Regions from separate parts of the Homo sapiens genome. Here region 2 is linked to region 1. Evidence: chromatin contacts called from ENCODE Hi-C or POLR2A ChIA-PET data. All regions are on one chromosome and are shown on one strand. The core of a region is the stretch at or near the end of the contact, and the rest is flanking DNA. Distances in the headings are between cores, read along the strand shown.

Region 1 (7,779 bases), core at 3,908-6,407:
TGGCTGGCCCTGAAAGCCAGGCTAAGAACTCAGGCATGAGATGGGGTGTGATGATGTATGAGAAGGTCAACGGGAAAGGAGGCCCAGGATGCAGGCAGGGAGGCCAGGCTATAGGCAGGCCCCTGAGAGAAGCGGGGCCCAGTATGGCGTGGCCTTGGCCATGAGGAGGGAAAGGAGACTCACACAGGGGCAGGTCCGCAGCAGGCAGGCCGGGGCTCTGGGATTTGGCTAGGGTTCTTCCTGAGGCGCCAGAGGGCTTACCCCCTCCTGCAATGGCAGACCATGTCTCTGGGCAAGCAGCACTTCCAGGCCCACTGCACTGCTCCAAGCCACTTCCTATTCCTGGCCATGGCAACCCAGAATGCCAGCGCCTGCTCCCCATACCCAGGCAGAGGGTGAACCAGAGCCCCAAGATGTCAGGCTGGGCAACATCCTGTCCACATACCCGTCCTCAGATGGGGAGACTGAGGCCAGCGAGGTGCAAAGCAGTTAACCTCTTTGTGCTTCAGAATTCTCATCTGTAAAATAAAGGTATTTTCTGCTCTACTGGCCCAGCCTGTTCACCTGACCCCACATACCAGACAGGACTTGGCCGTAATAGGCCTTGGTATTCTCACCTGTAAAGCGGGACTCCCCAGCCCCACCCCCTTGTAGGGTGATGGTGAGCATCAAATGACCCTGCAAAGCACTGGGCTTATTGCGTGAATGTCTGAAATGAGCTGCACTCCACCCTGAAAGGCCCAGCACGCTGTCAAAGGCAGGCAGGGTCCAGACATTGGGGACCACCCATGCGGCTGTGCCAGGGATGCCCTTCTTCCAAACATCCCTGAACTCTGGCTACCAGGGGCTCAGGCTGCACACTGGGGCCAGGGCTACAGCAGCGCCCAGCCTCCAAGGCTCCCAGGCTGGAGGGGAGACAGACATTGTGAGTGACCTCCTGGGGGAAACAGGACTGTGACTGGGGAAGCCAGCCTCGGTGGGCACTGGGGTGGGGGCGGGAGCTGGGAATGGTGCCTGCAGTGACGCTGCTGTCAGCTCCTGGGGTGGGCTGAATGACGGCCCCAAAGATACTCCCAACCGAATCCCTAGAACCTGTGAATGACACCTTGTATGGCACAAGGGACTCTGAAGATGCGATTAAGGATTTTGAGACAGGGAGACGATCTTGGCTTATCTGGGTGGGCCCTGAATGTAATCACAAGTGTCCCTATAAGAGGGAGGTGGAGAGGATCTGCCTGCAGAGGAGGAAAGAGCAATGAGACAGAAGCAGAGACTGGGGCAATGTTGCCATAAGGAATGCCAGCAGCCACCGGAGGCTGGAAGAGACAGGGAATGGACTCTCCCCTAGATCCCACAGAAGAAGCCAGCCTGGATTTTAGCTCCATTAGACTCATGGGGGACTTCTCATCTCCGGAACTGTAAGAGCATAAATCTGTGTTGTTTTCAGCCACCAAGTGTGGCAATTTGTCGCAACAGTGATAGGAAAGGAATATGCTCTTGAACGATGCTGTTCCTGAAGAATAGCTAATGGGAGCCGGGGTGTCATGGGGTCCCACCCGCCTCTCCTGCCCGGAGAAGCCCATGAGGGAAATGAAGTTCTTACACCTTGAGTTGCTCCGCTGTACAACAGTCACCCCACATCAGTTTCTTAGTTCCTGCTATGAGTAACAAATCACTTGGGTCCCACCTCACTCCAACTGGCAGAAGTTACACAGCAGCAGGGGGCACTGGCTGAGCAGGGGCTGGCTGGGCAGGGCAGGTGGGTCAAGCCAATGGGCTCCCAGCCTTCTGCCCACCATCCCCGGGGGCACATCCTGACAGTGAAGGGCAGCTGGGGACCAGTGGATGGGCTTTGATGTGCTCTGGTCACCAGCCCCTTCTCTTGCATGCCCACTGTGGGAGAAAACCACAGCACACACCCACAGGCCACCGCAGCCTCAGCTGTTGCCCACCCAGACCCCTATCCCTGGGAAAACTTGGGTCCCTGGAAGCACACGTGCAAACAACCAGAATGGGGAGCAGTAACCCAGGCCCTTGCGGGTAAGCACACATCATCCACAGCTTCCCCATCCAAGCCTGAGGCTGGCTTCCTAAGACATCCAGATTCCAACCGCAAAGGGACCTGGCCCCTTTGCCTTGGGTGAGCAGGGAAAGGCAAAGCCTGAGTTCATAGGCAAGTGAGCAGCTCTGCCTGCACTAAAGCAAGGCAATCCCAGGGTGTCTCCACCAGCCTGGAGGAGGGCTCAGAGGTGGGCAGCAGGAAGGCCAAGCCTCAGGACCACGGTGAGCCCAGGAAAGTTTTGAGCGGGGACCAGGGATGGAGAGGCAGAAGAGTTCTCTGAGGGCACTTGAGAGGTGCCTGGGAGGGGCTCTGAAGGCACTCAAAACACTTGAATAGATGGGGACAGAGACAGAACGGGTGAAAAGCCCAGCTGCAGAGAGACTGCTGCCAGCTGCCCAGGAGGCTGCTGGGGAGGGGTGGGGGGTGTTGCAGACCCTGCTCTTTGCAGCTGGGGGAGCCCAGGGCCCACTGCTGGGCTTTCTGTTCAACCTTTACATGCTGTACTCTAGGGTGCTCCCGGCTGCTCAGCCCTTGCCTCTCCTCAAGGGCTAGAAGCTTTTGGGGGAAGCCAGGGGACTTGGTCAGGCAGATACAGATCACTCCCGTAAGTCCCCTTCACCCACTAAAGCCAAGAGAGGCTTCCGTTTCAATAGGAGAGGACTGTTTCCTTCCACCCTTCTTCTCCCAAAGTCAGCCCCTCATCCCCAGGGAGGGAACTAAGTGATGCTGATTGCCAGCTGCTATTAGTAACAATGGCTACCAGACACCATGTACTTAGAAAGATGCGTTCAGTGACATGATCTAAGTTCATCTTCATCATCCCCCGAGTCCCTGTGAATAGGCAGCATTTATCCCCATTCCGCACATGAGAAAACTGAGACAGAAAAGGGAAGTTCTCCGCCTCAAGGTCATAGGCAAGTAGGAAGGTACAGAGATGGTCTCAGCCAAGAGAAAGAACAGACACATGATTTAGGCCCTGCAGGTAGGAGAGGGTGCCCACTGAGGGCGCAGGAGGCCTCCTGTTTGGGGACCAGGACTCCAGGGCTGATCTGACAGCCTGCCAGGAAAGCAGGCGCAGAAGCAGACAGAGACAGTGCTGGCCTGGGAGCAGTGTCCCAGATGTCACCCACAAAAACCCACAGGCATCTCACAACCACCCTGTCCAACAGTCAACTTACTCCCAACCTGCTCCACCCCCAATGGTGGTCCCCATCTCACAGAGGCAGCCCCACCTACCTTCCCCCAGCACTGGGACCCTGTGTAGCCCCTTAGCCCCTGGGCACCTCCTGCCCCCAGCACCCCTGCTCTGGGAAACTTTATCAGGGTCCCTCCTCCCCTGCCAAGCCTAGCCCTGGGTGGGGAGCAGAGGAGAGCAGAAGGGAGGGCCCTCTCCCTGCTTTGGCCTCCTCCTTATAGCCCTCAGTGGAAGCCCACCCACTACTGCAGCCAAAGGTGGCCCTTCTTGGACACACATCTGACCTATCTAATCCGCAATCCACCCCACCAGCATTCATTTTCACACTGCCAGGCCTTTACTCATGCTGTTCCTTGGGGCTGCAATGACCTGCCTTTTCTTTTCTGCTTGGTGGATTTCAAGACCCAGCCCCAACGAATCTGCAAGTGAACTCATCCCCAGCTCCCGGGCACCCATCAGTCCCTGTCTTGTGCTCCCAGCACTGGGTACAACTCTGGACAGGGCCTTATCTGTGGACCCACTGCCTGTCTTGTCAGAAGAGAGGCTCCTCAGGGCAAAGACCCCGCCTGAGCACCTCTGTGTGCTGGCAACTAGCCTGACCTGGCCTGCAGCAGCAGCTGGGCCCACCATACCCTGCCCAGGAGGCAAAGGCAGCCACACCACCCCACCCCCAGACCCTGGGGACAGGAGCAAGGACCAGCCCGAGGACCCTGGGAGGTGTCAATCCTTGCAAAACACAGTGGTTCCCCCAGCAGGCCTCAGACTCATTGAGTTGGCTGAGCCTCACCCGTAAGCCCCTCTCTTCCAAGAAGTCTGCCCAGATCTCTCTTTCCCCTGAGTCCTGGGATAGTCGCCCTCAGTACTTTTCTCTCTAAACCACAGGTGTAGGGAGAAGATTCTGGGATGAGAGCCAGGCGGACCCGGGTTCAAATTCTGGCTCAGCAATCCTGAGAGGGCAGCTGACTTCGCTTCTCTGTGCCCCACTCTTCTGATCTGTATGGAACTTGGGGGTGAATCCCACCACATGAAATGACTGGGAGAGAGAACGTCGCACCTGTTAATGATCTTTTGTCCTATTTCGCCTCTGGTCCCCTAGGCCAGTCTTCCGAGACCCCCAACGCAAAGGAACAGAGGTGGGAACTCTGAGGTCTGAGAAACAAAGATCCATTCCCTCCCAGACCACTCCCCCACACTCCCGCAACACACACACACACACACACACACACACACACACACACGTGCGCCCGCCCTGCAGTCAAGGAGAAAAGCCCCCTTTCAACCTGGGGAGTAGTGCCAAGAAGCGGATAGGCTGGGGCAGTAGGAGCCTCGGCCCTGCCCCTTCCCCAGGCCTGGGTGGTGGAGCACCCAGAAGGGGTTGGTGGATTGCAGGGATGAAAGGGGGGTTAAGCAGGGAAGAGAAGGGGGGAACTGTAAGGAAGATGAGAGGAAGTGACAGTCTAGCCCCGGGTGTTAGGCGCTTCCAGCGCGTCCGCACTAGGAAAACGACTCGGAGACACCCAGAGGGAGGTGAAAAAAAGACTCCTCGCCGGGGGTGGGGGTGGGGACGAGCCGAGGGGGCCCAGGCGGATGCTCCAGGACCCCGCCCCCCAGCCAGCGCTCACTTCCTTTCCCCCCGGGCCCGCGGGAGGTGCAGCCCCCTCCACTGATTCGTGGTCCCGGAGCAATCACTGGCCCGCGCTGCACCCGCACACACCCCCCCGAAACACACACACACACACACACAGAAGCACACGCCTCCCTCCGCCCGCCTCCTACCGGCCGAGCCGCCGCGGGTCCAGCCGGGCTCCCGGGATGCAGGGCACGGCGCGGGCGCTGGAGCGGAGGCTGCAGCCGCCCGGCGCAGCAGCCTCGGGCTCTGGCCGGAGATCCAGCTGGGACTGGCCTGCGGCGGGGGCTGGCGCTCGCATTCCCCGGGTTCGGCCAGCTGGGCCCGGCTCCGCCCCGCCCCGCCCGCGGCCTCCGCCCATTTGCCCGTTGCGAGCCGGAGGCGTGGTCTCCCGTGGGGCGGGGTGGGCGGCCCGGTGGCCGGGTGCGCCCATGCGCACTGGTGCGGTGGGCGGCCGCTCAGAGGAGCGGTCTCATTCCAGCCCCTGTGTTGAACGCGGACTTGGGGCCCCTAGCGGCACCCACCGCCTCTACCGGCTCGGTCGGGCCCTCGTTCTCTCTCCTTCCCAGCCTATCTGTCTGCGGTTGGTGCGCATCCCCATGGGCAGCCTCCCAAGGGCTGGCTGCACCGTGAGGGATCGGGCCGGGGCTGGGGTTCAGCCCCCACAGGGCGGGCCGGGGCCGCGGCTGACTTGGGGCCGGCGTGTAGTACCGAGGACCCGCAAGGGCCAGGGTGCCTGCCAGAACCAGGACTTGGTGGGCGGCGCCCCTCCCTTTCCGGGCTCCACCTTCACATCCATCCCAAGTGTTCGGATGGAGAAGTGGGAGCCCAGGCCCCTGTGAGCAGCAGAGGGCCTCTGTCAGATGGGAAAACTGACCCCGGCCCGTGTTGAGGACTTAATCCCGTGCTGCCATGGGCTCCCGGGCTCGGGCTCATGTTTGACTCTCTGTCCGTGACTGGCTACCGGAATGCCCTGGGATGGCACGGAGCCTGCATTTCCTGATCTGTAAAACGGGGACTATAATCTCTACCCACCCCAGGCCGCTTGGGGAATCCGATAGAGAAGGTTTAGGAGTGACTAGTTCTTGCCTACAGTAGGAGCTCAGGGGTGCCACCACCCCCCGCCCTGAGGCAGCAGGACAGACGCCCATCTGATCTGATGAGCCCATCGGCCCACTCGCTGGTGGAGCGTCTCAGGCCCGTTCATTCTCCGCCTCCAATTTGTTTCGAAGTCTCAGTTAATGATTTCGTCAACCTCTTGTGTTACCGAAACAAACTTGGGTCCGCCCACCCAGTGCAGCAAAGCCAAACACTGACACCAGGATTTGCAGCGGCAGAAAGGGAGGCATTTATTGCAGGGTGCCAAGCAAGGAGAATAGGTCGGCTAATGCTTAAGACCCGTACTCCCCAATGGTTTACATGTAAGGCTTTTTAAAGGTGGGGAGACAGAGGTTATAGGCAAAGTCATAAATAAATACTCTGGAGCTATACATTGGCTTGGCCCAAAAAGGTGAGACATTTTGAGGCAGGGTCATAGGTGGATTCAGAGATTCTGTGATTTGCAATTGGCTTAGGAAGCAAGACTGTCTAAAAACCTGGGGTCCACAGATAGGAGAGTTAAGCATTGGCTTATGGGTGTGACTCTTTACAGAACCCTTGGGAAGAAATTTAAAGAACAGCCCTCAGTTTCCCCTTATCTGAGGCCTAAGTGACAGCTGTGAAAAACAATTCAGGGACATAGGTCAAGATGTTATCTTTAGTTTCTATAGGGAACCAGACATCTTGTGGCTCTAACTTATTTGGGTGGCCCTTGTTTGAAGCTTCAATTACCTTCTTGCTTGTCAAGGTGCTCATTTACTTCTCAAAGCTAGCTAGCTGCCTGAAATTCCCCCTGAAAAGACTCATGATTTTCCTTTATTTCCACTAAGAGGAGTCTCTGCCTCACCTCACTCTCAGTCACCTGGACTTCTCTAGCTTCTCCCCAACCTCCCTGCCTCTGTCCCAGGCCACCCAGATGCTTCTCCCTTAAGAGTAGCCCCAGCCCCCTCAGGAGCCTCCTATCCAACCAAAGAAGACTTTCACATATGCAGCTGAGACCCGCCACCCATAGAAGAGTGTTCTAAGACTGCACCCCATCTGACTCCCCCATCTCCCCTAACCTTATTCCATGCCCTGTACTGGGAGCAGCAGCTTCACCAGCCCTTCAAAAGTCACTTCAGGGGCTCTACTCTCCCCACCTGAAACCATGCCCGTGCTGATCTGTGGCCGTCTGAAGGACTCTTCCTTCCTCCCTGTGCTGCAGCATCCCAAAGCTCCCTTGCTCAGCATCCACCCCTCACCTATGGCCCTTCTCAGGCTGCGTCTCTCAGAGTTGCTGGTGGGGCCAAGGTTTCCCCTGCAAGGCCAAAGTTCCTGGAGGGCAGAGGCCAAGGGTCATTGTCAGGAAGACAGCAGCACTTGGTAGAGCCAAGTAGATCTGGGCTCCAGTCCTCACTCTGCCAGTTACTGGCTGTGTGATCTGGGCAGGTCCTCTATCCTTTTCCCTGTCTGTAAAATGGGCTTCTAGCTGGAGTGTGTGATGACCAGGTACAGGCAAGTCACGGGGATCGATAAAGGCCCGGTTGTGTAGGATACTGGGCAGCATTGTCTCTGGGCTGGGCAACTCCCATGTGTTCCAAGGTGGGGCTGGGGTTGTGTCTGAGAAGGCATGTTTGCCTCAGCCCACAAAACAGTGGGGTTCAGAGGATGCTCAGACCCCCTTCTGTATCTCAAAGCATTGGAGCCACAAGAGGGTATTGTGCAGTAGTTGCAAGCATGGGCTCTGCCTGGGCTCATATTAGCTGAGTGACCTCAGACAAGTGACCCAACCTCACTGTGCCAGTATCCTCTCCTATA
Region 2 (7,779 bases), core at 2,833-5,332, 280 kb after region 1:
AGGTATTCTGACATCCAGTACCTGGCCTCCTCCATGACATGATCGCAGGGACCTGTAAGCCTAGCAACTTACCCAAGGAGGATAATCTACAGGGAGATGGGCAAGGCTCCCAGTAAGATTTTCTCCTTTCAATATGTCTTCTTCTTGAAGATTTTCAAGTTCCCATCAACCTGAGGCAGCGTACATGGACACATGAGGAGGCGCTATGGGGCAGAGGGCAAGGGTTTTGTAGCCAGGCAGTCTGGGTTCCAACCCAACAGGGCCTTCACTGCTCTGAGGCTTGCTCGTGCCCTCACCCCTCTGAGTCCTCGTCTGTAATATGGTGATAATCCCAGTGCTGGTCCTAACGGGTCACTGTGATGATTACATGAGGCAAAGTGAAGACCCAGACCTGGCCTGGCACATGTTGGTATTCACTGAATGTTGGTTCCTGTCCCCAGTGAGTGATTTCAGGGACCAGGGAAGAAAAAGGTGCTGTGACACCAGCAAATCCTGAGGGAAGGCAGGGGCTGAAGATGGAGAAGAATCCACAATTCATCCCAGAGGCCTTGGATCCTCTCTCCACATACCATCCAGGATCCCAGTGTGGCTACAAGATGCTGACAAGGCACTCCCAGGAGACTGGGAAGGGTGAGCTGGAAAGGTCTCAGAGACCAAAGCAGGCAAAAGCTGCTGTGTTGCCTGTGACAGAATGAGGGCTCAGCATCAAATTCGCAGATCCCCCTGGGCAGTTGGGGTCACTGTCTTCCCTTTCCCTCATCCCTAAGCTGGGCAGTCACCTCCCCCTGTCCAGGTCAGGCTCAAGAGACCTGCTGCAACAGCCTCGCTCCTGGCCTGACTCCAACTGCCAGCCATGCTGGCACCAGAACGCACTTCCCAACAGAAGTCTGGGACCCTACTACAGCTCCCTCTTTAAAACCCATCCCACAGAGACAGCTTTCTAGTCTAGAGGCCTGTGACTCTTCTAGAGCCACCTGCCTTTTTGCACACGTTGTTCCCTCTGATGCAAAGATACCCTTCTTTGTCTACCAGCAAACTCTCACACATTTCATTCAAAAAGCCACCTCCTCTGTGAGGCTTTCCCAGTCTAACCTGCCGCTCATCCAGGAAAGGCCACCCATCCTGTGAGCGCCCATGGCCCTTGGGCTGCCCCCGACAAGGTACTGGCCCACTTCTGTGGCCATCTACGAATCTGTGTCTACCTCCTTGCCTGCACGAGCCTGGCCACATGAAGGTGATAAATCAGATGAATGAAATGTCATGGACAGAAAGCTCCCTTCTGCTTTGTGGGGAACATAACAATTGGTGCAACCCTGCAGGATGCTTAGGGCTCTGCCCGCTGGTGAGATCAGGTTTAGGACCAGAGTCAATGCTGTCTCTGCCTTCTATTGTCAGTGCAATCCAATGAATGTCTGCACAATGTAATACACACTACAAACCACTTTTTATTTATTTGCACATGTAATTCATTATCTTATTTAATACACCAAATCAGTGGAGCAAGAATTAGTATCCTCACATTTTAAATAAGTTACTTGTCCCAGGCCACAGAGGTAGGAAGCAATGGGGTGGGAGTAAAATCTGGGTCCCTTTGACTCTAAGAGGCTGGATCACTCGCCCTCCAGATTGGTCTCTCGGCCTCCAGCACCACCCACAAGCCAGAGACGGGTTTCATAGAATTACCAACCGCACCCTGCTGTGCCTGTTTAAATCCTCCAGGAGCTCTCCATTGCCTACAGGCTCAAATCCCCCTTCTCGGCCTGACATTCAAGGCCTTGGTGATTTGGTCCCTGCCTTCCCAGCCTCAAGTTCACTTCCAATTCACCACCCTCAAGACCTTGCGTCTGCTGGTCCACCATGCTGACCACCTGTGCTGTTTTCATGCACAGGTCCTGCACATGCTGATCCTTTTGTGGGAGATTCTTCCTGCCTCCCCTGTGTACCCACTGACTTCAAAACCATGAGCAGGAGGAATCTCCTGTCAGGCCCCTTCTCCGGGTTATTCCCACAGAACCCCTCTTAGGACTTGTTTTGGCCAGGTGGCTTTCAGGGAGGACCCAACCCTCTTTAGGAAGTGTCCTCAGTGCCCAGGCCAGCCTTGCTCTGAAAACTGAAGCATGAACTCTTAACTGCATCCCCTGTGTTGACCCAGGAGTTATGATTAAGAAGAAGACTGATCTGGACTTTACCACCACAAACTGTCATTTAAAAAGTAAGAGGAGAAAAGGTCAATCCCCCTCCCTTCCCTCTCCATTTTTGACTCATTTATCAGCTTTTGCCTTTCCTGGTGTTGGAGGAAGGGTAGGTGGAAGCCCGGTGGCGGTTGCATTGCAGCCTTCCTGGGGAGCAAAGTAGTGCCTCGGAATAGGTCAGGTCAGAATGGAGGTGTAGGTTAAACATCAAAGTGTTTCTGGGTTCTGGGATCTGAAGCAGTCAGCCAGAACAGAAGAGGCTATCAATACCTCCCCTTCCAGAAGGGAAACTGAGGCCGGAGAGGGAAAGGAAAATGCCCACAGTTGTTTCTTTCCCAGGTTAGCGGCCTGTGCCCTTCCATCATGTCTGCAGCATCCGACAAAGTTCTAGGTTAAAGACTGGAGTGAGCAGTGGGGAGGAGGGTGTTTACGGTTATCTTTGCGACTTAGGCTCAAAAGCCCAGCAGGCTCCTGCAGCTCTGAGCACCCCCCCCCCCCCACCTCCGGTCAGCCCCAGGCACTGCAAGTCTAGACTTATCCGAAGGGCAGGGCGCACAAAGATGAAAGAAGAATCGAAGGTCTTGAGTCACCTCCTCGCCAGGCCAAGTGTGGGCTGGCGCTGCTCTCCGCCCGGCTCCAGAGGCGCGGGTTATTCCCACCGCACGCCCCGAGCCGCGAGGGAGTTCTCGCCCTGTCCGTGCCAGAGTGACCGCGACTCCGCGAAGCTGAGCAACTTGCCAGCGCCGCACAGGGGCCAGTGGCCGTCCCAGTTGAAACCTGTGTATGTGAGGCTCCCACGGCCCCCAGCCCAGCTCCGGGTCCTGTGAGCCGGCGCCTCGGGCATGCCCAGATCTGGACTGGCAGTCCCCCTCTCCCCTACCGGGTCCGAGGGTTGGCCCCCTACCCCGGGGGCGGGCTGCAAACGGAGAGTGGGTCTCAAAGCGGAGCCTGTCTCCCTACCAAACAGACGCAACTCTGGATCACACTCTTTCCAAGAAGCGCGGGGAGGGCAACGCCAGCCGCCCTGTCCCTTCCTCTCCCCAGCCCAGGGCCGGAGCCTGGGACCCACCGCTCGCCTCTTCCTCCCAGCCGGGGTCTGAGGGGGAGTCCGCACGCTCCGCCCAGCCCCTGCCCAGCCAGTCCCCAGGCGCTGCCGATCCCCCGACCACCAATCCCGTCGCAGCCCCTTGCTGTCCTGGGACCTCAGGAGGGGGAGGGGGAGGGCTGTCTGCGCCCCCGGCCGGGTAGCGGTGGGGAGGACTGGGGCTGTTGCCCGAGGAACCGGGAGAAAAGTTTGGAGCCAAGTCGTGGGCCCGAGGGGACGGCGGGGGAGCGGGGGGGTGGGGCGGCGTTGGGCTCTCGGTGCGCACACCCTCTGCGGACACCCAGCCCAGACACGTCGGCAGGCACCGACCACGTACGCGGAGACACGCGATGCGCCCACCGACGCCCACAGCCAAGCGCAGGCCCGCAAACGTGGACACGGGCGCAAAGCAGCCGCGCAAAGCCACGGACACACAAAGGCACCGACAGCGGCGCGTCCCCGACCGCAAATCCACAAAGACCCACAAACGTGAGATGCACGTGTCCGCACAAAGACCCACACGGCCCCTGGGCGTAGCCTTTGTCTCCCGCAAGACCTCTCCCCTGGGTCGGCGTTCCCCACTCCCGCCCAGCCCTAGGCGTCCGACGAAAGTTGAGGGGCCTCGGCGGGACCCAGCCCCGCCCCTGCGCCCGGCGTCCCCAGCCCGCCCTCCGAAGGGGCCGCGAGGCTAGGATCGGGGACTTGGGATCTTCAACCGCAGCGCGGACTCTCGCCCCGCCCGGGGAACTGCACTCACCTGGAAGCCTGCGCCACAGCCGCCTCGGCACGCTCACCCCGGCGGCCCGGCCGCGGGCCCTCCGGCCAGCGCTTTTCTCCGCGCGGCGCGGCCCGCCCCCCGGTCCCCGCCCGCAGCCAGGCTCCCCCCTGCCGGGCGCCGGGTGGCGGCTCGGGCCGGCCGCGGGGCGGCTCAGGGAGTGTCGCCAAAGTGCCAGCCTCTCTCGGCGCGCGCCCCGCCCGCGGAGCCTGAGCCGAGCCCGGGTTCCACTCTAGGGAGCGTCTCAAAAGTGCGCTGCTCCCGCCCCCTCTAGTTGGCCTCGCTCACAGCTTCCTGCATCCCGGATCCCTGCCCCCTCCCCCTGCGCGCCCCAGCAATCTAAGCAGATGGCCGCACTGTCGGGAACATCTGGAGGTCGCCGGAGTACGTGCCTGTGTATGTGTATGTGTGTGTATGACTGTGTGTGTGGAAAGAGAGAGGGAATTAGTTGCTAGTAAGAAAGAGATTTGGTGGGTGGGTGAGGGCTTCCTCTTTGCTTGTTCACCGCCCCTCCCCATTTTTTTTTAAAGAGTGAAAGAGGTTCAGGGACTACCGGGAGCAAGAAACCAAGAATCTGAAGCAGAGAAAGACTGGCTGAAAGACGAACCCACAGAGAAGAGAGAGCCCGGCTCGGGCAGAAAAGCTGGCAGGAGAGGAGAGAGAAAGTCAACAGATTGAGTTTTTCTTTTAGGAGGAAACCATTGGCTTCTGGTTAGAGTTCTAAGAAGGGAAACTGGCGTGTGAGTAGGCAGCAGTTTCAGTCTATTCCCCCTGCTGTAGCTCTTGGGCTCTCACCCCTCTTTATGTTAAAAAAAAAAAAAAAGGGCAGGAAAGCATCCAAGACACTTTAAAATGAGGGTTTGCAGGAGAAATGACCTGGTGGACGCATTTCCTAGGAGGGGAGAGTCAGGTGTGTGGGTGGCTCCCAGTCTACACACCCCGACAATGCCTACCTTGGGAGAGGGGCAGTTCACAGGTGGGAGAGTTGATAGAGGCTTTGGTCTTGGGCCCTGGACCTCCCAGGAGCTTCTCCTAGACTTTGGAGGGCCTCGGGGTGCAGAAATTGGGCAATGTACCTCCTGCAGTGGCCCAGACTTGTTAACACACCCAGTCTGCTTGCTGCTTCTTTCCTTATTACTTTTTCTTATTCATTAAAAAAAAAAAAAAAAAAAGGAGTTGCTTGGGCCTGTGTGTGCATGCATGCCGGTCTACTTGGGGAAGAAGGAAGACACTAGAGAGGTGGTGAGGTAGGAGTGGAGACCACTGCCCCAGGCCTCAGGCCAGCAAAATCATCTGCTGCCCAGAAAACAAACTGGTCTTGCAGGTCCTTTCTGCACTCAGAGCCATTGTGTGGTCTTGGGGATGCACTTGGGTTGACACCTGTGGACCCTGCCAGTTAGGAATGTGCAGAGAAAAGGCTAGGAGCCTGGTCTCATATGTGTGGAAGCAGGGAGAACTCCCGTCTCTCCTCTCCATTCATTGTCCTCTCCTGATTAGAATCCCAGCTTTCAGAACTAGGAGTCCTTCTGTGATCATCCAGCTCACACTCCTTATCAGTCTTTGGGATGGCACCATGGGCCCTTTGGTATCCAGTGTCTTCCTCACTGTTGGGCTTAAAAGGGCTGCAGGGATTCAACTCCACAACCCCTGGGACCCATAGAGAGGAGTCGGGCCCCTCCCATTTCCCACCCTCCCATTCCCTCCCCTCTCTAAAGGCTCCTGGCCTAGATGGGAGAGAGACCTGCAATCAGCATCGGGTGAGGGCCAAGCTTGGTCAGGATTCAGGTTCCAGCCCTGCCACTTACCAGCTCTGGGTAACTTTAGGCAAGTTACCTAACCTCTCTGAGACTCAGTGTCTGCAACTGTAGAAGAGGCTATTGTGAGGAATAAACAAGGTAATTTAGGTAAAGCATTAGTCTGGCTCACAGGAAGCTCCTTTGTGTGGTTGCTAAATGTCTTCCGTCAGGGACTGGGGTAGAGACTGGAAAGCCCAGCAGGCTTGGGAGGGGAGGGTGCCCGGGAATGACCTCTGGACTCCCTGGCTTGTCTAGCTTATATTCCTCCTGCTTCCTCCCCTCCCATAGGGACATTCTTTTGAAGGAATGGCGCCCCCCTCCCCTTGCCCTAGACTAACGATTTCCATCCTCTCCTCCATGTGGAATTGTTTAGCGAGTCTCAAGTTCAGCATCTGAGAACTGGAGATGAAAATACCCAACTGCCCGGGAACTCAGGGAAGCTAACTCCCACTGCACTGTGTGTGCAGGTTCTAGCCAGCTGGGCTGGAGGCTCCAGGCCTCACATTTAACATAAAAGTAATCAACAACCCTTCACACTGGCTGGTAGCTGGCAGCAGTTTCTGAGCACTTTCACATTCATCATTTCCCTTGACCTCCCCTTAGGGAGAGGTGGCCTTGAGGGGCTTCAGCTGGTGGATCTCCATGAACTTTACCCACCTCCCCTCATCACTGTGCCTCCAGTTGAGAGTCTCTGTGCCTCTAGACTCTCCTCTTCTGTCTGCTGTCCACATTCCAGCAAGAGTGCCCTTTCTAAACTGCAGATCTGCAGAATGGATCATGACACTTGCCTGCTTAAAACCTTTCAATGGCAAAAGCCAAACTGCTTGGTGTGGCATTCAAGGCCTATGTGATATGCCCCCACCTCACCTTAACTCTCCAGCATCAGTTCTGGCCACCCCCTCTTACACATCCCAAGTTTTAGTCCCCTAGTCACCTAGAAGTAAGGGAAGGGAGGTGGACCTTCTCCATTCTTCATGTCTGTTCAGTGTCTTCGCCCCCAGGGAGTCCTCTCTCTGGCGAAGTTGGCCTCTCCATCTGTGATATTGCCATGTCCTTTGTATATAAGCACCATCATTTTCACCGTTCTCTTCCCCTTCTTGTGATCATCTTGGCCACTGTGACATGTCAGGGACTGTGCTGGATACTTTTAAGATCATGATTTAATCCAAACAACCACACTAGATGGATAGTGGTGCGGCCCAGAAAGGGCAAGAGATCTGTCTGGGGTTACATAGCATGTTCTCTGCGGAGCTGGCACAACATTTAGGGCTCCAGTGCTCTTTCTGTTGCCTTTTAATCTCCACAAAGAGCAGAGGTGGTGTAGCAGAAAGGCCTGGGAATCTAAGGATCCCAGGTGCAAACCATCACTCCTCTATCCCTGGCTAACTGTGGACTTTGGGTAAGTCATTTTCTCCCCTAAGCCTCAGTTTCCTTACCTGTAAAATAGGGATAAATAAGAAGCCCTATCTCCCAGGGATATCGGGGTGATCAAATGAATCAATACAGATGCAAATGTGTTATAAGCCATAGGGTGCTGTGTGCTTTTATTTATTTGCTTAGAGATGAGGTCTTACTCTGTCACCCAGGCTGGAGCGCAGTGGTGCAATCATAGCTCACTGCCACCTTGAGTTCCTGGGCTCAAGGGATCCTCCTGCCTCAGCCTCCTGAGTAGCTGGGACTACAGGCACACCACCATGTGCCTCGCTAATTTTTAAATTATTTGTAGAGACGAGGGTCTTATCATCTTGCCCAGGCTGATCTCGAACTCTTGGGCTCAAGCAGTCCTCCTGCCTTGGCCTCCCAAAGTGCTGGGATTACAGGTGTGAGCCACCATGTCTGGTCGTGGTGTGATTTTAATTGACTTACCTGAACAGCCATACTGAAGCTGCGGGTGATCTGTTGGAAGATCTCTTTTCTCGAAGAGCCCTTGAG

The links. A loop is a pair of places that touch in the nucleus more often than their neighbours do. ChIA-PET counts read pairs that join two places held with the same protein, here RNA polymerase II (POLR2A). Pooled maps may share reads with other maps.
Region 2: a loop to region 1 is called in a map of tibial artery, with 2.1 times the contacts of the local background. The contact joins the promoter of TSKU here to the promoter of CAPN5 in region 1. A Hi-C loop is called at or near these places in 1 of 168 maps with a recorded cell type or tissue (tibial artery) and 2 of 50 pooled maps. POLR2A ChIA-PET finds 5 or more read pairs at or near these places in 4 of 52 experiments (Caco-2, WTC11 and activated CD8-positive, alpha-beta T cell).

What each region holds. Positions count from the first base shown.
Region 1 is chr11:77,064,349-77,072,127 of GRCh38, reverse strand. CAPN5 (calpain 5) reads right to left here and starts at 5,157. Exons shown (of 13, transcript NM_004055.5): 1 at 5,034-5,157. RefSeq lists a silencer at 4,952-5,641 and an enhancer at 5,498-5,998.
Region 2 is chr11:76,779,659-76,787,437 of GRCh38, reverse strand. It overlaps TSKU (tsukushi, small leucine rich proteoglycan), which reads right to left and starts at 4,082. Exons shown (of 2, transcript NM_015516.4): 1 at 4,034-4,082. It overlaps TSKU-AS1 (TSKU antisense RNA 1), which reads left to right and starts at 4,376. Exons shown (of 2, transcript NR_120562.1): 1 at 4,376-4,435; 2 at 4,582-4,857. RefSeq lists enhancers at 467-1,389, 3,777-4,421, 4,656-4,845 and a silencer at 4,136-4,225.